2 separate regions of the Mus musculus genome follow, and region 2 is linked to region 1. The links are chromatin loops, found by intact Hi-C in ENCODE. Cell type or tissue: heart. All regions are shown on one strand. Links, peaks and the distances in the headings refer to the core of each region. The heading gives the core; the rest is flanking DNA.

The links. Hi-C counts contacts between places; a loop is a spot of excess contacts. Peaks named below come from ENCODE experiments on the same cell type or tissue, not always from the same donor. Only the 100,000 strongest peaks of a DNase experiment are listed, where the experiment ranks them.
Region 2: it touches region 1 in a loop (12-fold over the local background); 11 of 42 quality-filtered maps call a loop at or near these places.

What each region holds. Positions count from the first base shown.
Region 1 is chr2:25,693,734-25,704,299 of GRCm38, forward strand. Obp2a (odorant binding protein 2A) reads left to right here and starts at 6,341. Exons shown (of 7, transcript NM_153558.1): 1 at 6,341-6,444; 2 at 6,977-7,110; 3 at 7,346-7,416; 4 at 7,829-7,942; 5 at 8,444-8,545; 6 at 8,997-9,020; 7 at 9,430-9,593. The coding sequence starts at 6,358. The coding sequence ends at 9,019. In heart, for the core only: no CTCF peak of the experiment used is centred there; a DNase peak (open chromatin) is centred at 7,468.
Region 2 is chr2:25,746,606-25,757,171 of GRCm38, forward strand. No RefSeq gene overlaps it. Among named protein-coding and RNA genes, the nearest start is that of Lcn3, 14 kb to the right of the region's middle. In heart, for the core only: no CTCF peak of the experiment used is centred there; no DNase peak of the experiment used is centred there.

The DNA.
Region 1 (10,566 bases), core at 1,630-9,629:
ACCACACATGTATAATATATGCATAAGTATATAATACACACATTCATTCACATGCATGCATAGTCACCCATACACATGCATGTATGCTTACACATGCACACACATGTTCACATACACTCCTGCTCATTCCATCTCTAGCTCAGAGCAGAGCCAGCCATGCTAGCTTGCAGTGGAGGAAGGGATGTCTAGAAGGTTCTGTTTCCAATTACTATCAGCACTCTGTGGGTAGTTGGTGGGGGTCTAGGTTGGGGTAGTGGGTAACAATGAGTAGCATCTTGGTGTCTAGTGTAGGGAATGACCCAAAGTCACAGTGGCAGATCCACAAGTTTGGTCAGTCTTCCTCTAGTTCCAGAAGGCCCTTGTATGGCCCAGGCATCAAAGGGACCCAAGTCTCTGATGGTCCAGTTACTTTGATGTGATTTGCCTGGAAATATTCCTCCTCTTTGCTAAAGGGAGAGACCGGCAGTTCCACAGAGCCAGAGACCGGCTGATGAACCTTTCAGGGGAGGAACTGTAGCAGGAAACTTGATGGTGCCACAGACCTGGTAATGAGGGGCTAATTTTCAGGAGCATGAACCAGAGGGACTGGCCAGCCTGTTGCAAGTCTGACCTGCCTTGCAACCTGCCCAGCCACTGCAGGAGGTCCTGAGCTGCAGAAACAACTCTTACTACCTGGGTTGCTCAAAACAAAAAAAAAATTGCACACCTTCCAACTCTACAGATTCTAAGGCAGCATCTGGGGTCCCAGGATTGTGCTCCCTTGGAGGCTTCTGGGGACGGTCCTATGGGTTTCTCCCAACCCCTAGTGCTGCCACAGGGTTCTCAAGCCAGGGTCATGTGAAGAGGACTCCTGAGTGACCTGGATGACCAGGGGCTAGTAGAGCTGACAAGGAAGTCTTTGAAAGCCCTACCTTACTTCTGAAGCATGCAGGGCTGGATCATTTGCCTCCTGGGAATCTGGTTCCTGGAAGGCAACCAACCACACCCAGCTGAGGGTTTTCATTCTTAGAAGCCTTATGTGCAGTTCTGGAAATGACCACTGGGGGCATCACTGTCTGCAGTGCTCAATGGAGCAAGAGGAATGAGGGAAGAAGAGCCTTTCAGGGCATACTGTGTGCCTGCCTCACCCAAAGGGACTTTTATCTCTAGCATTCCAGGGCAGGGTGAGCTTAGAGGTGGGGAATGACTCCAGTCTTATACAAACAGGCAGTGTGACCTTGTTCAGGGCCAGAGCTGAAACACCAGCAACTCCCTCCTCCTTGAAAGAGGTTCAGGATATTTAGAGCACCGTTTCCCAGATTTCATTCATGCCCTCATTCCTACACATCATCCATCCATCTTTTCATCTGCCTATCCATCCACCTGTCAACCAATGCCCGCTGGTTTCTGCCCTCTGTCCGGCCCCGTAGCTTGCTCTGCTGTCCTGACTCACAATGAGCTACTTCTTTGAAATGCCTGTACACATGAAGGGGTGTGTCCTGGGGGTTATTGGAGATAATGGCTACTGGGAATCACTCATACACAAATGTCAAAGATCGAATTGATGTATAAACCTGCTGGGTCACTATGGTGAGATTAATTTTGGTTTGGTTTTGTAAACATTTGCAGGTGGATCTTCAAGTTCATGTCAGCCAACAACACGGGGGCAACCATAAGTGTTACCAAGCCCCTGGAGAAATGGGGACCCTTGGACTTTACACATGGGACTGTGAGATGGAACAGTCACTGTGCCAAGCAACCTTGTAGCTTTCCAGAAGTCAGGATGGAGAGGGAACCTGACTGGGTAGCTTTGTACTTAGGAGCATGTATACTGAGAATGCTAAGTCCACGTGAATATGTGTACGTGAAGGTCCACAATAGCATGGTAGAATCCACGCAGATATCTGTCAACTGAAGAGCAGAGGAACACGGGGAAACCTGTATGTAAGGGTCCACAGTAGCACATTTCCTAATAATCTCATGGTGGGAATCTGTGCTTGTCAACTGAAGAGTAGATGAATGAATACACATGGTTGGTTTTTTGGTTTTTGGTTTTTTTTTTTTTTTTGGCAGGGGTTGGGGAGGGCTTCAGTGAACCACAGGAAGGAATGGAGTTCTGACACACACTAAACACTTGTAGGTCTGGAAGATGCTCAAGGCAGGAAACCAGACCTGAGGAGCCACAGCCTCTGGCTTCTACCTCTGTGACAGGGCATACCACAGGGATCGCCTGGCAACTAGAGCTGGGGGCTGTGAACCAGCTCCAGGCTTCTCTTCCTTACAAGAAGGCTAAGCCAGGCGAAGAAAGAGTAAATAGCTTTGCATAGACAGTAGAAAATGGAATATACTGTCTGATACCCACTTCCTCATCAAAGAGCTAAGCTATCTGAAGCCAGCACGACACAGATATGAGGTTGGCTCTCCATAGGCACAGACAACTATGTAATGGAGATTCACTTCCCTGTAGAAGGGCCAAGACATCTGAAGACAGCGTGTCACAGATCTGAGCCTGGCTTTCCTGGAAAGTACTGCCCAGTTGTTTGGGGCAATGACTTCTACAGTGCAGTGTGTCTTTTGCTGAGCTTTGAAAGGTCAGTTGCTATAGCTTTAAAGATGATTCCTGTTGCCTGTCATGGCGCCTTCTTCCTCAGGCTGAGTCAGCATTGGTCCTGCCATGGTCCAGCAGATGGTGCACGGCCATTCTTCGCTCCACATGTCCGCTGACTCCTCACTATCCGGCACCTCCCCCTTCCTGATATCCACACCCGCCATGTAAGGAGTTGTTGCTGCTCCTGGCACTTTCCTGGTTCCTCATGGAGCCCATGGCAGACATATATCTGGGGTTCTTCCTGCGTGGTTTTTCCCCCCCGAGTCTCACATATTGCGGCCATTGCTCCTGACTTTAAGTCCCACTACCGTCTCCTCCGCTCAGCCAGACCCTGGCCCTGTTGCAGACATTCTCTTTGGTGTTCAACTCCCCACACGTTTCAAGGTGCTGTGACAGGAGTGACCTTAGATTGTAAGTCGCCCCAAGGACTCAAAGCCTTCATTGTTTGTGGTCCATTATATAAAAATGATTTTGCAGATTCTTTCCCGTTTTCTCTTTACTGGTGGTAGGTATATAAGTTCATTCTTTGTTCTTCCCAGGTAGATAACATCACACCATCGTTCTGGCCTGGATCACTTATTGCAGCCTTTCCAGCTGTCTTCCCTGCTGTCTCACTTGTTATCCCTAATACAGTTTTACTATAACACCTGGAAGGACTCTAAAAATGTGCCACATGTGCCAGGTCAAAGCCCTTCAGGTCTCCCTGTTTCTTTCACAGGAAAAGCTAATGTCCTTACCCAATGGCCCATAGCCACCCTTGCCGACCTGCCCTCTCAGTGACCTGGTTTTGGCATCGCCTGCTGTAGACATCCTGCCCTTCAGTCTGTTCCTGGAACAAGTCCTGCTCTCTCCCCCAGGACTGTCCCCTGTGTTCCTCCCACGTTGAATGTTCTTCCACCATAGTCAATTTTGTGTTCAAATGTCACCTTGGTGAGGTTGGCCCAGACAATTCAATTTAACATTCAAACACCTACTGTATCAACACTGTCTGTACAACTTGTTCCATGTGATGTTCCCCAGGACGTTTATGACCTTTTAAATAATTTATAATTACATGACTCAGAGTTCAATCAAGAAGCAGACCTGCACAGTAGATAGAACAGGGGTGGCTTGTGTAATGGATACTGAATAATACAAATGTAAAGACAAAGCTAAGGCATAGCTTAAGGTTGCAGGGGTGGTTTGTGGGTGGGATCCCAGCTTCCTGCTGGGAAACGGTGTGGCTGCAGCCCAGGGCACCTGCGTGAGTCAGGGATGGACATGGTCAGGGCAGAGGGTAGCAAGCAGAGAGGCACACATGCTGCCTGTCTTCCTTTTCAGGTGCAGGAGGGCTGGCTGGGGAACCTTCACAGTTCACTGAGACTCTGTAGTGGGCTGCATCTTTATAGAAAGCTATTTGGGGCCCACTGAGGCCAGCGTGACTCACATCCTGCACGGCCTTATGAGTTTAGAGTTCAGTCAGATAGACAAGAGTCAGAACTCTGAAGTAGACCTGACAAAACAGATATGTCCAAGTGAGATCAATATGTATTCTCCACGAGAGAAAATGTGACATTTGTCTTTCCAGCACCCATTATTTCCTTCCTTCAGACTCCACCTTCCCGCACACAGTCACCCTTGGACTTTCATGTCATTCTGCAAATGAAAGAAAACACGCAGACTTTGTCTTTCTGAGTCTGGCAAGACTAGGCCAGAGCAGGATTCAGCTGAAGGACATGCTCTCTATGACTCCTTTCTACCAGCCCTATGATTTCAGTCTGCAGAACACTCCAAAATACGGCCACTGGCTGGGAATTGGTCTTCAACACATGGACCTCAGGAGGATGCTTCAGATCCCAACATGACAGCCTGTTAAATTTACTTAACCTCTGCTCACTGAGAACACTGTGTTAGGAGAACTCAGGAGGGGATGCAGGCACTGGGCTGGGAAGCTGTGAGTCTGTCAGTGCATCAGAAAGTGTCTACCAACCACAGGCTCAGGGAGTGGTGAGGTTCGGCCTTCGACTTCCAGACACAGCCCAAGTCAGCAGTGAACTGATGGTGGCCCTGGCTCTGCTAATCACGTTGTTCTTCTCCTGTTCAAGGATTGAGACTTGTGCCTATGTGGGGACATGCTTACAGGAATAATTCAGGCATGGTATGGAGGACAGCCTGACAGGTACAGAGGCCTCCCCCATGACACAGAGCTGCTAACCCGATTCCTGATTTCTCCTAAAGGGCATTGGCCCCACCCTATCACAGACTTCCTGCTCAGCACCTTCTATACTAACGTCAAAACCCGAGCCATGCCAGCTCCTCAGCACAGTCCAGGGCTTGTCACAGAGCCCTCACTGATATTGTGTATGGATATTTGAGCCTGTCCACCTTTGGTCCAGAGAGGCACAAAGATGCCATTGTGGGACTAGCACCTGTCCCCAGGGCCATGGAGTGTGGACAGTCCCATAGGAACTGAAACCCTTCTTCAGAGATGACTTCTGTGACTCAGGGCAGGTGGCTAAGTCCAGGAACTGCAGAGTTTGGAGTGGAAGGCAGAGTTCCCAGTGGGAGGGAAGGTGAGCTGAGGCCAGAAGCCAGGGCAGGCTTCACTGAACTCAGAACACAGGTCAGCACGTGGACTCATGGTGCCTCGTGCATCCATTTGTCTGTAGGGAATGAGACCTGGCTGTGTTGAGAGCCTGTGGGTGCTCAAAGCTAATGAGAAGGAAGGCTGTGGACTCCAGAGGTGAGAGGTTCAACAGGAGCACAGGGGTGGTTCAGGACAGGCTGTGATGGAGCCTGGCTCTCCATCCCATGTCAGGGCACAAGATGGCAAGAAACGAACACATATATGGACCTCAGATGTATCAAGGCAGTCCCAGCTTTGCAAACGTCCTGTCAGTGGGCCCTCAGAGGAGGGAGCAACAAAAGGTCAAGTCCCCTTGTTGGGCATGAACCCCCAGGAGTCACAGACGTGAACCCTTTCCCTGATTCATTTAGAGGACACATACTCATGACCCTAATGCGTGGCTGGAATTCTTCATGCAGCCAACTTACAAGTGAGATGTAGGGAAAGTGAACTCTACCTGGTGGTTCAGTAGATGGGCCTTGGCCGGTTTGTGAAAAAGGCCCAAGACATCTTAGAGTAAGAAGTGCTCTGTAGAGAGCACGGCTGGCCTCATTGCAGGATGAAGTGGGTCAGGGGTCATGGTATTCCCTAGTGGCAGGGTGTCTACCTTGATGATATTTTGTGACCCCACTTACAGGGAAGCCCTGATGGGGCATCCAGGCGGGGAAGGGACAATGAGGTGAGTCCCCAGGCAGGGGCCAAGCCATCTGGGACCCAGAAGATGGTCTCTGGTTGTGAAACTCAGCCTGGTTCTCAGCAGCAGGAGATCAGAGGCCAGATCTCAGGGATCATAGCTCAGGGCAGCCATGGGCAGATGCAGGGCAGGTGTGTGAAGGGAAGCCTGGCCCTCCCCCTCTACCCGAGTTACTCATTCCCCAGGGTCCTTTGTGAGCACAGCACTTGGGTGGCGCAGACCTTCCAGAGCATTGTGTGTCTTTCTTTATCTGCAGGTGACACTGAGTTGATATTCATCAGATCCCAACAACAACAACCTTCAGCTCCATGATGGATGTGTGTTTGGCCATGAGAGATGGACAGGAGGGACATGGCTAGTGCCAAGTGGGCACACGTCCCTGTCCATGGGAGATATAAAGGGCACCCTGTGAGGAGCCAGAGGACACTCTGCCCAGGTGACCTGCCTTGTGTGAGAGCCCAGTGCCTGGAGATGAAGAGCCTGCTCCTCACCATCCTGCTGCTGGGGCTGGTGGCTGTCCTGAAGGCTCAGGAAGCCCCGCCAGATGACCTGGTGGATGTGAGGATGGGAGGGACAATGGGTGGTGGCAGGAGATGGCCTGGCCTACTGCTTGACGCTGAGGGGAAGGATGTTACCTTGAAGGTTGAGTTTGACTCCATACTTCATCTCAGCAGTCTGATCAAGGACTCCTGAGTCCTTCTGTTAGAAGATAGGGGCCTCCCTGAAAACATGGGTCCTCCGAAGACTTGAGTTAGAAGAAAGAGCAGATTTGGGTGGAGGATCCTTGTTCAAGTAAAGCTCAGAGCTAGAACATTTAGAGCAGGACGTTCCGGGCAGAGGATTCATCCAGTGCCCTCTTTGACGTGTAGACCTCAATGAGTGCATTCACTGGGATGGGGGAAGACACTTCTGCCATCATGGGATTGGGTACCCAAGTGCTGGTATCTCTCTATTGACCACACGTCTTGGAACATGTGAGGTTAGCTCACCTCAGTGGCTGCACCCTGGGCTCAGGAGCTAGCTCATATGCTGGACCCTGGGGTAGACTCCTGGGAAGGCTCGGGTGTGCTCACAGTTTTGTCTCCTACAGTACTCTGGGATCTGGTACGCAAAGGCCATGGTACACAATGGTACCCTACCCAGTCACAAGATACCCAGTATAGTTTTCCCTGTGAGAATAATAGCTCTGGAAGAAGGAGACTTGGAGACCACAGTTGTATTCTGGTACGTGTTTCCTACTGGAACTCTCTGCAGTTTTTCTCTCACTTGCTAGCCATTATATTTGAGTTGGGGTAACTAAGAGATTCCTACCTTTGAAGAGACACAGTCTCAAGGTAGTACCTTAAAAGTAGAACAGGAGTGACACAGAGTTTAATGGGTCACCTGGCCAGGACTGATGATCGAAACAGGCCTTAGTTATGTTGCTGAGAGCAGCTGCCTGTGGGCTTGTGTTTTACAGGAACAATGGTCATTGCCGTGAGTTTAAATTCGTGATGAAGAAAACAGAAGAGCCTGGCAAATACACCGCTTGTGAGTCCCTGTGCCTCATTGTTTCCTACAGTGGCAAGCCCTGGGGAGGGTGGGTCCCTGCCTGCTCTAACTCATAGGACAGGCCATCAGTCACTTCCTGTTCTAGAGGTCCTAAAAGCGGAGTCATTCTTGCTCCCCTATCCAGCTCAGCTCTTGACCCATGAGGATCCAAAGACAGGAAAGCCAGAAAGGAAGGGGCTTGGCCCTAAGGGGCAACCTCAGTTCCCACCTTCCACAAACTTCATTGCTGGGCTTGGCAGCTTCTGTGGGAGATGGCTCCTGTCTAACTATGGGGACCACAGAAAGGCCAGGACTAGACTTGCTGGGTGTCCTGGGTGACCACCAAAGTGTTCCAAGGTCTTAGGTGTTCAGTGTCTCTATGAGACACTTAGCTATTTCTGCTTATCTGCAGTTCATAACACGAAGGTTATTCATGTGGAAAAGACGTCGGTGAATGAGCACTACATTTTCTACTGCGAAGGCCGGCACAATGGGACGTCGTCATTCGGGATGGGAAAGCTCATGGGTGAGGTGCCATGGAAGCCCCATGTCCCGTCCCTGGTCTCTACTTCTGGTAGCCACGAGAAGGGCAGGAGATGGGCCTGGCACTGGTGCTGCCCAGGAAATGTGTGAGATCCAAAGTGGAAAATGGGGAAAACTGCTTAGGAATGGGGTTTGTGTGGCCTTTGGAGGCCTGAGTGCTCAGGAGTGGGTCCCACACCTGGAGCCAGCAAATGCTACTCCCAGGGCTCTCAGTCACGTGAACATAAAAGGACGTCTTGGCAGGGACATTTTATTGTAGGTAAGAACCCTCCAGGGCCGGGGACAGCCTCATGACCTTGAGATTCAGTGTTCATATAGGGCTGTGTGGCAACCCCGCAGGTCTGCTTGGGTCTGAGGACGTCCACAGGTGATGTCTACTGCCAGGGTCCTCTCTGACCTCTGTCCTGGTTTGCACCTCCCTCTTGTGTCTCTGGCTCTCTGCGGAGCTGAGTGCCACCCCTCAAACCTGCCCCCCTCCTCACAGGGAGAGACTCTGGTGAAAATCCAGAGGCCATGGAAGAATTTAAGAATTTCATAAAGCGCATGAATCTCCGACTGGAAAACATGTTTGTGCCAGAGATCGGAGGTAAGAGCAGGAATGCCCATGCCTCTCTCTGTCCCCCAGGACTGTCTGTCTCCAGCCCACATCCTGTCTGTGTGGGTGCCTTCTGTGTCCTCTCTGTGCCTGGTCCTGTTGTCCCTTACGTGTTATTTCATATCTCTCCATGTCCCCTGGGTACCTCTGTGGTATTCCCACTATGCCCCTAGTGTCACCCATAACTAAAAGGGACATTCTGTCCCTGTGTCCCTCTGTATCCCCATGACCTCCAAATCTCCTGTGCTTCTGCTTCAGTGTCTCCCCAGGTCTCTTTGTGTCCCTGGCTTCTGTATTGTCTGTCCCTTCAAGGTCCTTCCCCTCTCACTGGGACCTCAGGCCTCTGCTTCAGATCTTGGCTGTGGGAGGGTCTGAGCTGCAGGTGTGATGGGGTCCTCTTACAGAGCCCTTCTCACTCCCAGGCTTCTTTTTGTTTCTACAGATAAATGTGTTGAAAGTGACTAGGGTAAGTGCCCCTCACCCCCCATTGCCTATAGGACTGTGGAAAAGTCTAGAAGGCTGGGCTCTGGATAAGGGACCTCATCCTATCCACACAGACAAGTGTGGTCACTCAGGCTGTGGCCCTTTGTATAGTTCCCATGTTGTATAGGAATTCTGTTCTTCTTGTCATGGTTTCTCCTAGTCCCTGGACTCTACCTGCTTCTTCCTTTCGCTTTTCCCCAGGGAGGCTGAGACCTGGCTACTTATGGAAGTGGAGCAGGCCCCAGCTCCCAGCAGGGACCACACAGAAATATGGGAAAGAGGATCTCTGACCCATATCTACCCTGTGCCATCCCTGTCCATGCCTCCCCTGACTGCTGCTTCTGAAAAAAGCAAAGGGAGGGTGCTTATCTCTCCTTCTCTCTCTACCACAGCAGCTACCCAGGTCTGCAACAGCTGAGCCAGCCTTGCTTCCAACACCAAGCTGGGACATCCCTTCACCACACCTCTCCTGGACCAAACTTCCCACTGCTTCACCACCACCACCTCAGTACCTGCTCCCCTCTCCCCTGACTCCAAATAAATCTCTTTAGCAGTGCTCTGGCTCAGCATGTCTGTGAGGAGCTTTGTGTGGGCTCTAAGAGTTCTTTTGGGAGAGAGACATGGGAATAATTGCAGAGCTATTGCCGAACCAGTGCCCAAGGAGTATGGCATCTGGCTATCCTGCAGGGCTATGTAAGTGCCTAGGAGCTACCTGGCGAGCTACTTGCTGTCAGGTTGGACCCTGACAGGAGTGTCAAAGATGCTCTGGGGTGGCAAGACAATGAGAAGTCATCAGGGCTTCAGAGAGTATGAACGTTACTGCAGGGGCCCTGTTCCAACAAATTGCTTGAACACTGAGAGGAAGGCCCTGCTTTGAGGAGCTGAGCTCAGTGACAGGGGTAGCACAAGAGTGGCTAGTTTCTTCAACATCTCCCCCTCCACAATCCCCTGGGAAAGACAGAAGCAGCTACAGAATCCACCAGCCCTGTTCCCCATTCTAGCCCTCTCCCAGTTTGTCCAAGGATCAGGGTTTGGGCTTTCTCTGTCCAACAGGGACATGATGGGCCACAGTAAGGGAGCAGATGCCCCCTACCCCATATAATCAGTGACAGCTTCAAAGTGCAAAGCCCAGTGGAGGCTGGCTGTCCAGCTTGTCACCTTTTGTGAAGGGTTGTAGAGACTCAGGCTGGTGTCCTTCAGCTCGGTGAGCCTCCGCTCTAACTCCCACGTGACTCATCGTTCTTTCTGAATTCCTTTCCTATCTGGACCCAGTTCTTGCTGGGAGCTATTGGATGTTTTTAAGGTGGGGCCTGAGGTGTCCAGGACACTTGGAGGCAGGACCGGGCCAAGCCGGATCCTACATACCAGGTTCTCTTTTTGCTTCAGACAGGGACTACGCATGGCCTTTAACTGTGGGCCCCAGAACTGCCCCAAGTTCAAATACTTGATATTGTTCTCTGTTGCGATCAGAACATGAGGAAGACTTCTAAGTCCAGCCTCAATATGCAGAGTTGACACCACAGCACATG
Region 2 (10,566 bases), core at 899-8,898, 52 kb after region 1:
TAATCAAGCCATTATTTTTTAAAGTTTCATTAAGCAAGCCATAAGCTTGCTGTATACTTTCTTCTTCAGGTCCACAAATCACTATATCGTCCATATATACAAATTTTTAAGGAGGGGAAACCATCCCTAACTGGTTGCAAAGCTTTTCCTACATATAACTGACATATTGTAGGGCTATTTGCCATTCCTTGAGGTAATACCCGCCATTGGTACCTTTTATCAGGCTCCATATGATTAATAGAAGGCAAGGTGAATGCAAATCTAGGTTTATCTTTCTTATTTAATGGAATGGAAAAGAAACAATCTTTTAGAGGCCACTTTTCTGGCAGGGCAGATAAGAGAGACAGACCCCTCTGAATGGAGCCCATCACCTGCATCTGTGCATTAATAGCTTGCAGATCCTGTAACAACCTCCATTTGCCCGATTTCTTTCTGATAACAAAATTTTGGGTATTCCATGGAGATACAGAAGGTTGAATATGACCCAAAAGATATAGTTTTGCACTCTTCGCTCTTAGCAGCTCATCAAGCGCTGAAAAAATTGGGTGTGACTGTGACGACCCCATACCTAGTCTTTCATGTTCCACACAGTCGCCACAACAACAAAAAAGACTCAGAAAAATTACTCCAATGGCTAGAAAAAGAAAGTAACCCATAGACTGTCCCTATTATCCTCTTACTTTCACTTTCCTCTTACTTTCACTTTCTCTCTTACTTTCACTTTCTTGTCTCCAGAGCCGGAGATCCTATTTTTCTCTTTACCGAGATCCTATTTCTTAGGAGAGCATGCTTCTCAGAGACTCACATTAATTTCTTTCTACTTACCGGTACCGCCGTTCCTCAGCTGAAGAGTTCTGAATTCACGCTGTTGAATCCTTCTCAGCAGCCTGTTTTACAGGAACCTTTATTAACACCGCTCCCCAGCTGAAGAGTTCTGAATCCACGCTGGATGCTTCTCAGCAGTCTGTTTTACGGGAACCTTTATTAACCGCTCCTTCCCCGTGATGCAGTTCTGAATCCTCCCTGTAGCAGGGAGTCTTCGCTCGTGCCTGAAGATGTTTCTTGTCCCGGGTTTTTGGCACCACTTCTTGCGCGCGCTCGACTGGCCAGGAAGAACGACGCTGCTACAGGATCCTTCTGCACACGTTTATTGGGAGAGCTTGATTGTAGAGGCGAAAAGACCTTGAGCCCAGAACTGGTGCTGCTTTTATAGGCCTAGGAGGGGCGTGTCTCACACCCGGATTGGTTATGCACTAAGCCTCATTTGCATGTTCCTCATCTGATTGGCTACTCTCTCTCAGTACCTTACAGAACCTCATTATCATACCTCATTTGCATGTCTCACATCTGATTGGTTATACTCTCAGTACCTTACAGAACCTCATTATCATACCTCATTTGCATGTCTCACATCTGATTGGTTATACTCTCAGTACCTTACAGAACCTCATTATCATGCCTGGGCCAGGCAGTGTCTTTGCAAAAAACTTTACTGCATATGTACACATTGGTTGTTTGTCCAATCTTATGCGTGGTGGCCAGCAGTAGTCAGTGCCACTCAACAACGGCACATGTGGCTTCCCACAGGATAGGATGCAAAATCAGCAGGAAATAAATCCAACCAGTCATGTGAGATTTCAGCTAAATCGACACGGTCCATTTCCCCAATAGGGCCTGGAGTAGTAGGGAAAGATTTAGGAGTGCCCAGCCATTGAGGTAGTAAAGGCATTTAAAAAATAAATTAGTGCATGCGTGTCTTTCATTCATGGCTTCAAAGATGCCCTCTGGGCAGGTGCACTGGGCAGATTCACTGGGAACACAAAATTCCCTCTACACAGCGTGCACAAGCTGGGGCCCTGGAGCTCGACAAAAGATGCTCTTTACAAGTGACACTGGTCTAAACCTCTTCCAGGTGCTGTGGAGTTTGAGACCACCAAGGAATGATCACCAGACAAAATTTAAACTTAAAAGAAAGATGAACAATCTTCTATTATTTATAGCAACGTTTGTTGCATGAAGTAGCTGCCTCTGCCAGTCTGAGAGCTGCTGCACAGGGGAAAACAGGCTTGAGTTCTTGAAGATGCAAATTCCAACTGTCTCAGTTTTGGAGATTTTTCTCCTGCGTGAGGCATTATCATATTTGTTTGTTTTGTTTTCTGAGCGAGCAGCAGTGAAGTGAGACTACAGCAGCAGAATGACTGACTGGTTAAAAGTTTAGTAAAAGCTGCACAGTAGGGAAGATGAGTCAAGTGGCCCTGCGATCAGTCTCCTCTGTAGACTGCTGTCTCCACTCAAATGCTGATGGGCTGACCTTAGTGTCATGGTCTGGACATCCTGTGGAGAACAGTCCTTGGGCTAAGAACAGGGTCCTGCAGACTGCTAGACTGTTCTTGCAAACTCAGTTTGGAATGGAGCTAGTGTTTGAACATCACACAGGCAGTGCTGCTGGTTTCTGCTTCTTCCAGGACCTGGCTTGGTGTCAGAGTCTTCTTTGCAGCTTGTCTTATTGTAGCCCTCGAATTACTGATGCTAACGCTGTGTGGTTAATTGCCCTGTTTCTTGGAAGCCTCGCCAAAGAGACTCCAGTGCTGTGTACAGATAGTTTGCCTCTGCATATTTTCCCACAGAAGCCCCCTCTCTTCAGTGAAAAGCATCCCCCTGCAGCAAGCCCAGGGCTCCCTCCCCCTCTCTAGTTCAAGGAAACCCAGCCCCCACCTTAGAATGACACTGCCCATAATGCCACCCTCACCCTCTTAATAAAACATCCTAAGAAGCCAGATGCTAGCTTGAGACTCCTCCTCCTCTGCAATGCCAGAATCTGGCCCTCCCTGGGCTGAGCACTCCAGGTGCCTGTCCTTGAGACCTCAGAGAAATAACAAACTCAAAGAAGATTAAGGCTCCACGTTTAAATCATACAGAAAATGTAATCAGAGGTCTCAGCTAGTTATGGCCGACCATAAAATTGGTTCCTGATAACCCCACATAGGCACCCATTATCCTTCACACACCCCCACCCCCAGATTCACTTACATCCCACAGAATGGTTACAGTTCTCCACTCCCCCTCTAATGTGAGCATTCAGGGAATTCCTAACTATACTATACTGTATATAAACCCAATACTTTCTGAACTCAGCATCGCATGCCAGCATCTACCCTATGACTGCGGGGCATGTGATCTGAGTCTGGACTTGAAAGAATAAAAGATTCTTTTGCAAGTTGTAGAGGACTTCAAAATTCTTGGACTTGCCTAGGTTTCCTGTGGACTAAGGGAAACCTCAATCTTGTCTGAGAAGAACTCGAAGCTTTTGTTGCTAACTCTGGCAGAGAGGGGCTGTGAGAATCTGATAGGTTTCAGGGACTTCCTGAACCTATTGGAGGTATTGAGGTGTTTTGAGTTGTTTACTTTTCTGTTTAAAGAGTTTCCCTGCAGGATGGCATGTGCCAGTCTCAGAGGAAACTGTCACATGCCTTATAGCCCTTTACAGCCTAGCCCTTGAGCTCAGGAGGAATGGAAATTGCCCTGAGGAAGAAAGCCCCAGCCCTGAGAGAGGCTCTGCATTCCAGACCTGCCTGGCTTTGCTTCCACTCCCTGAACTCTGGGTCCCTCCATTGGAGAAGTCTGACCTTTCTGATAGCAAGAGAGACCGAGTCCCACTTCACTGAGCTGCCGAGATTTCCCTGAGGCTTCCTGGCTGTTCTGTATGTCAGGTAGAGTGAGGCCACCCCATGCAACTCTGCTGGAGCTTGCTCTATCATCCTGCATCCTGGGATCTCTGTGTGGGGAATATAGTGTGAGGATGATCAAAGATCCCCAAAGCCCTGTAGTTACAGTGAGGGTGTGGCCAGCACACCCTGAATGGAATCTCAGCTCTTCCACCCACAACTGCTCAGGTGACTTTGAGCTCCAGGGGCATGTGTCCTGTGATCATTCTGTCTAATTCTTTGAAGCCATTTATAACTCCAGCTTTTCTGGCTCCATGGAGAACCTGTAGCAACACAGAGGTCATCTCTCTCCTGTGGGCAAAACATCCTCTTTTCTCTGGCACCTCTTCTCCCTCTCCTCAAGATCCCTCCATGCTCCCCACCCCCTTCCTCACACCCTCTTCCTCTCCTTCCCCCTCTCCCAGCCTTTCCCATCAAAGAAAACAGTTTGTGAGCAACTTCTTTGCCTGGGAGAACTCCAGCAAACTACATACTGATGAAAAGTTCAAAGATGGCTGGATAATACCACTGGACACCAAGATCTGAAGGACAGTGGAAGAGTCTTAGTTGTCACAGCTCAGACAGGATTTCACATTCAGAGAGCCTCACAATGGCTTAGATGTTATGTCTACCTACACGCTGTGTGTTGAGACCTCAGTTCAAGGAGATGGGGTCTTTCAGAGGTGCAGGTCTCATAGTGTAATTGATAGTTTGAAGGGCGCATAGGGGACTAGGGTTCTTCCCTTCTACCATGTAAAGATCCAGTGGTTCATCTGAGACCCAGGAAGTGGGACCTCAGCAAACATCAAACTGCCAGCTCCTTGTCCTTGGGCTCCTCTGGCTCAGAAACTGTGAAATCAATTTCTGATTGTGAGCCACACAATCTGTGTGAGTTTGTTCTCAGAGCCAAGTTAAACTCTGAGGAGGCACTCCCAGAGTGCCCAGCTCAAGGCCCTCAGCCAGAGGCTCACAGGGCACAAGAACAAAACAGGCGACCTAATTACTGATGGGCAACATGGAAAACTTTCACAAATGGCTGAGTAACAATGACTACAATTCTTTGGCATGGTCAAAACCTAATCCAGAACTTGCAGTTAAACGAAGGCTAACAAGGTGACTTCATGGGCCCTGGTGAAGAAGAGTCAGGATAAGAAAAAATCTATTTAGAGAGCTGCTCTTACAGAGAAAGAGAGGACCTGTTAGACACGCAGGAAGACAGTGATAGGACAGCTGGGAATGTGTAGAAACAGATGCCATTCAACAGAAGGAAGCAAGCTGAAGGGACTCTAGCCAGCCCAGGCATGGTGAGTGTGACTGTGGCCGTCCTTGCCCTCTCCCCCATTCCCTCTGCCCTGCTAAGAGCCATTATATTACATTCCTAAAGCTGGCCACTAAGACCCATTCCCTTATGTGATCACTTATTTGGCCTCCTTAGGCTGACTACTAAGGTCCAGCAATCAAAGTATTGAAATCCAGCTATCAAAGCCCACTTTGGGCACCCTGGTTAACATACCTAAATAAAATCAATTACCTTATCCTAACATTGAGTTTCCCATTTTACCTTTACAAATCACCATTTGCCTTTGTGCCACATCTGTCCCTTCTCTATCAAGAAGCAGCCCTTTGCCATCATCTCCCATGGGTCCCATCTCCCCACTCTGCAATTCTTGGACTTAGCTACCTGCCCTGAGACACAGAAGTCATCTCTGGAGAAGGGTTTCAGTTCCTATGGGACTCTCCACACTCCATGGCCCTGGAGACAGGTGCTAGTCCCACAATGGCATCTTAGTGCCTTCCTGGACCAAAGGTGGACAGGTTTAAGTATTCATACACAATACCAGTGAGGGCTCGGTGACAAGCCGTGGACTGTGCTGAGGAGCTGGCATGGCTTGGGTTTTGACGTTAGTATAGAAGGTGCTGAGCAGGAAGCCTGTGAGAGGGTGGGGCCGATGCCCTTTAGGAGAAATCAGGAAACAGGTTAGCAGCTCTGTGTCATGGAGGAGGCCTCTGTACCTGTCAGGCTGTCCTCCATACCATGCCTGGATTATTCCTGAAAGCATGTCCCCACATAGGCACAAGTCTCAATCCTTGAACAGGAGAACAACATGCACACATGATTAGCACAGCCAGGGCCACCGTCAGTTTGCTGGAGGCCAATGGATCTTTCTAGGTTTCTCTGTTATTCGCTTCTCTTGCCTATGTCTCAGCAGCTGAATTCTCACAAAGTCTCCAATCATGTTCCTGGATATGACAGAAGTAAAATGGCAGCAGACAGAGGCCACTGCAGTTGTGGAATGGACTTTGTCACCTCAAGTGTTGGTGCCAGGTGAGAGCTGTGGCTGTAAGTGCTGATGGCTGACCCTTATTGTTCCATGCAACTGCAGTTGACATTTCCTATCATCCTGAGAGACTAGCAGATTCCAAGACCAGTGACTGTGTCTCCTTTTCTGTTTCTCTGGCACACAGTCTTGAAGAGCAGGTATGAGGTTATTGAACACACTGTCATGTGGGAATCTGAAGTGTGTCCCTATTTTGGGAGGCTGCAGAATGAGGCTGGGGCTGGGAGAAGTTAGTCTCTGAAAGGCTCTCCTCCAACTACATCTCATTCTGGTCCTTTGTCCCTCCTCTTTGCAACCTTGATACCATGAGATGACCAGCTCCTCCACTGAACCTTCTCTGCCATGATGCTCTGAGACAAGCTCACAGCCATGAGACTAATCAATCATGGGCAGAACTTCTGAAACCGGGAGACAGAACAAATCCTTTTTCCCTTCACATTGTTCTCTGGTTTATTTAACCCAGTGATGGATACCCGGCTAACACACGCTCAGTCTGCAGGGTTGAAAACTGATAGGATAATGGGTCTGGGCTTTTCCTTCCCCCCTGAGATAACATGGAATGTTCCACCCAGTGACTCCCAAGGTCCTCAGGTAGGCTGAGTCCCAGTTTTTCACAATAACTTTTTCATACATTTTATCACATGCCATAAAAACAAAGGCTTCTCAGATCCCCGGCTTCTGTCTGCCAGAGATAATCAAGAATCTGTTCATAGACTTCCGGTTTTGTTCTGTTAGCAGTCATTGGATCTAGCCTGTGGCCTGGCACACGCTATGGTGCCCTTTACCACCAAGTTTCATCCCACATCTACAATTATGGTTTTTAAGTCATTTAGTTTGTAGTGCTGTGTTATAACCATTCCTAGTGGATCAATAGTTAGACTAAACGCAACTGGTCAAAATACACCAAACACAACACAGTAACCAGCACAGATGATTTAAAACTAATACAGCTGTTGCTGCCTAAATTGAACCTTCTCTAAATGTGACAACAGAAGCAAGCTGGACGTAAAAGAACAGGTTGCAACAGCCAACTTTAATTGAAAGAAATGTAAAATGTAATTTTAATATCAGCTAACATAGACCCTAGAACAAAAGAAAATTAATGGGACGGTGAGAGGCCAAACAAGAAGAATATTACCTCTTAGCTTTGGGGAGAGGAAAGGAGGGAGGGAGGGAGGAATGGAGGGAGAGAGAGAGAGAGAGAGAGAGAGAGAGAGAGAGAGAGAGAGAGAGAGAGAGAGAGAGAGCTCCAAATAGTATGGATACTTTGGAGCTCAGACTTGCTTCCATCGCCAGCTTACTCTAAGCAACATCTGTGACCCCACATAGCACACAGTTCTTTTTTCTTTTTTAGCACATAGTTCTTTCATGAAATTACAAGTTACAAAACAAGATAAGACCTATCCTTGTGACATAGAACCTGGACACACTTGAAGGAACTAAGTGTCCCCTGCACACGTGTCCCCTGTGCATATGGAAAGCAAAGCAGGCCTCAGTGCCCAAGGGAGACGGGAAGAGTCCCCAACAGATTTCAACACGCATCGAAGTTCTGAGCAGTTCATGGAGCAAAGAGGAAATCTGCAGGGGACTGAAAATGTTGACCTATAAGGAATGAAGAAAAGAGTCTGTAGCCAAACCATGTGGTGAGCCTAGGCAGGAGGTTGCTGAGCATAGTCAAGTCCAGCCAGGCAGGACAAGTTAGAAAGACCCTGTACCAAGGTTCAGAAAACAAAGGCCTTTAGGGATGGGTCAATGATTAAGAGCACTGGCTGCTCTTCCAGAGGACCTAGGTTCTCTTCTGAGAATCCACAGGATGGCTCACAACAGTCTGTAACTCCAGTTCCAGGGAGATCCAATGTCCTCTTCCGGCCTCCACAGAGACTAGAGAAGCATGGTGTATGCAGGCATGCATGGAGGCTGTCTTAGTCAGGGTTCTATTCCCACACAAACATCATGACCAAGAAGCAAGTTTGTGAGGAACAGGTTTATTCAACTTCCACTTCCACACTGTTGTTCATCACCAAAGGAAGTCAGGACTAGAACTCAAGCAGGTCAGGAAGCAGGAGCTGATGCAGAGGCCATGGAGGGATAGTATTTACTGTCATTCTTCCTCTAGCTTTCTAAGCTTGCTTTCTTACAGAACCCAGGAATACCAGCCCAAGGAAGGCACCACACACAATGTGCCATCCCCCCTTGATCACCAACTGAGAAAATGCCCCACGGCTGGATTTCATGGAGGCAAATTCCCCAACTGAAGCTCCTTTCTCTGTGATAACTCCAGGCTGTTTCAAGTTGACACACAAAACCAACCAGTACAATTGACCCCTTGTTAACTTGACATACAAACACATCACTATTAAGCCTCGACCCTTACTTTCTTATTCATCCCCAAGACCTAAATAACTTTAAAAGTCCCACTCTTCTTATATTCATACATATTAAAATTTCAATCCTTTTAAAACATCCAATCTCTTTTAAAATTCAAAGTCTTTTTACAATTAAAAGTCTCTTAACTGTGGGCTCCACTAAAGTATCTTCTTACTTTAAGAGGGAAAAATATCAGGGCACAGTCACAATCAAAAGCAAAATTAAACTCCAACTGTCCAATGTCTGGGATCCATTCACGACCTTCTAGGCTCCTTTAAGGGCTTGGGTCACTTCTCCAGCTCTGCCCTTTGTAGCACACACCTTGTCTTCTAGGCTTCCTGTACTCCACTGCTGCTGCTGTTCTTGGTAGTCATCTCATGGTACTGGCATCTCCAATACACTGGGATCATCCTCTGTAACTAGGCTTCATCAATAGCCTCTCACAGGCTTTCTTCATGGTACCAAGCCAACTCCTCTGTATGACCCCTTTAGTCCTGGGTTGCAACTGAGGCTACACCTTCAACCAGTGGCCTTCCACAGCATCTCACAGTGCTGAGGCTCTGCTGCTCTTCATGACCCCTTCATGCCTTCAAATCCAGTACGATTTGGGTGGCTCTTACACATTACCAAGACCAGCCACAGCACAAGGTACAACCTTGGCTATCTCTGGAACACAGCCTCTGTGCTCTCAGAAAACACTTCCCTGAAGATTTCACATCAATGATGCTGGACTCTTCTTAATCACCGCTAATTTCTTAGTTCCAGCTAACCAACCAGCGACAATAGTTCCAGTAATGCAAAGTTTTCACATTAGTAGTTCTGGTATCTTGTTAATCACAGCTGATTCTTCAGCTCCAGATAACCAAACCCACAGAATCTTTCACAATCAAAATAGCAATGTCCCTGAGAAGAGTCATTAATCTTTCCTCTGAAATTTCATAAGCCAGACGTCAGTCTTCTACACTGTTCTTCCCCAAAACATGGTCAGGTTGTCACAGGAATACCCCACTCCTGGTAGCAATTTGTCTTATTCAGGGTTTCTATTCTTGCACAAACATCATGACCAAGAAGAAAGTTGGGGAGGAAGAATTTATTCAGCTTACACTTCTGCACTGCTGTTCATCACTAAAAGAAGTCAGGACTGGAACTCAAGCAGGTCAGGAAGCAGGAGCTGATGCAGAGGCCATGGAGGAGTGTTACTTACTGTCTTTCTTCCTCTAGCTTGCTCAGCTTGCTTTCTTATAATACCCAGAACTACCATCCCAGGGATGGCACTACCCACAAGGGGCCCTTGCCCATTGATCACAAGTTGAGAAAATGCCTTACAGCTGGATCTTGTGGAGGCATTTCTTCAACTGAAGCTCCTTTCTCTGTGATAACACCAGCTTGTGTCAAGCTGACACACAAAATCAGCCAGTACAGAGGCAAAAACCCAAACACATAGAAATAAGTAAATATTTAAAAAGATTTTTTAAAAATGAAAGGTATTGGAGATTGTCTTAGTTAGGGTTGTCATTGCTGTGAAGACACAGCATGACAAAAACAATTCTTCTGAAGGAAAGCATTTGACTGGGGCTGGCTTACAAGTTCAGAGGTTTAGTCCATTGTCATCATGGTTAGACACATGGTGACACACAGGGAGACACAGTGCTGGAGAGGTGGCTGAGAGTACTACATCTGGATCCACTGGCAGCAGGAAGAGTGAGTCACTAAGGGATGGACCTGGCTTGAGCATTTGAAACACCAAAACCCATGTGCAGTGACATACTTCCTTCATCAAAGCCACTCCTACTCCAAGAAGACAATACTCCCTAATCATTGTCAAGTAATGCCACTCCCTAATGAAGCCATGAGAGCCATTTCATCCAAACCACCACGGAGATGTAAACATCTTCATATAGGTACACAGGGCTCTAAGTGTAGTTCCTAGTCTGCCCTCTAGAAGGGGAAAAAGAAAGAGAATAAACCAACATATAGAGATCCGCGACACATATGTAAATCCCAGTCAGGACAGAATAAAATAGCATGATACATACAAATTAGAAATGAAGAGGACATTTAAAACTCATTATCTCAGTTCTGCCCAACAGGACGTTCCTGGGCTGGTGGATCTGTTTGAGGAGAGTCAAGGGAGTCCCCTTGGCTACAGTAGTGAC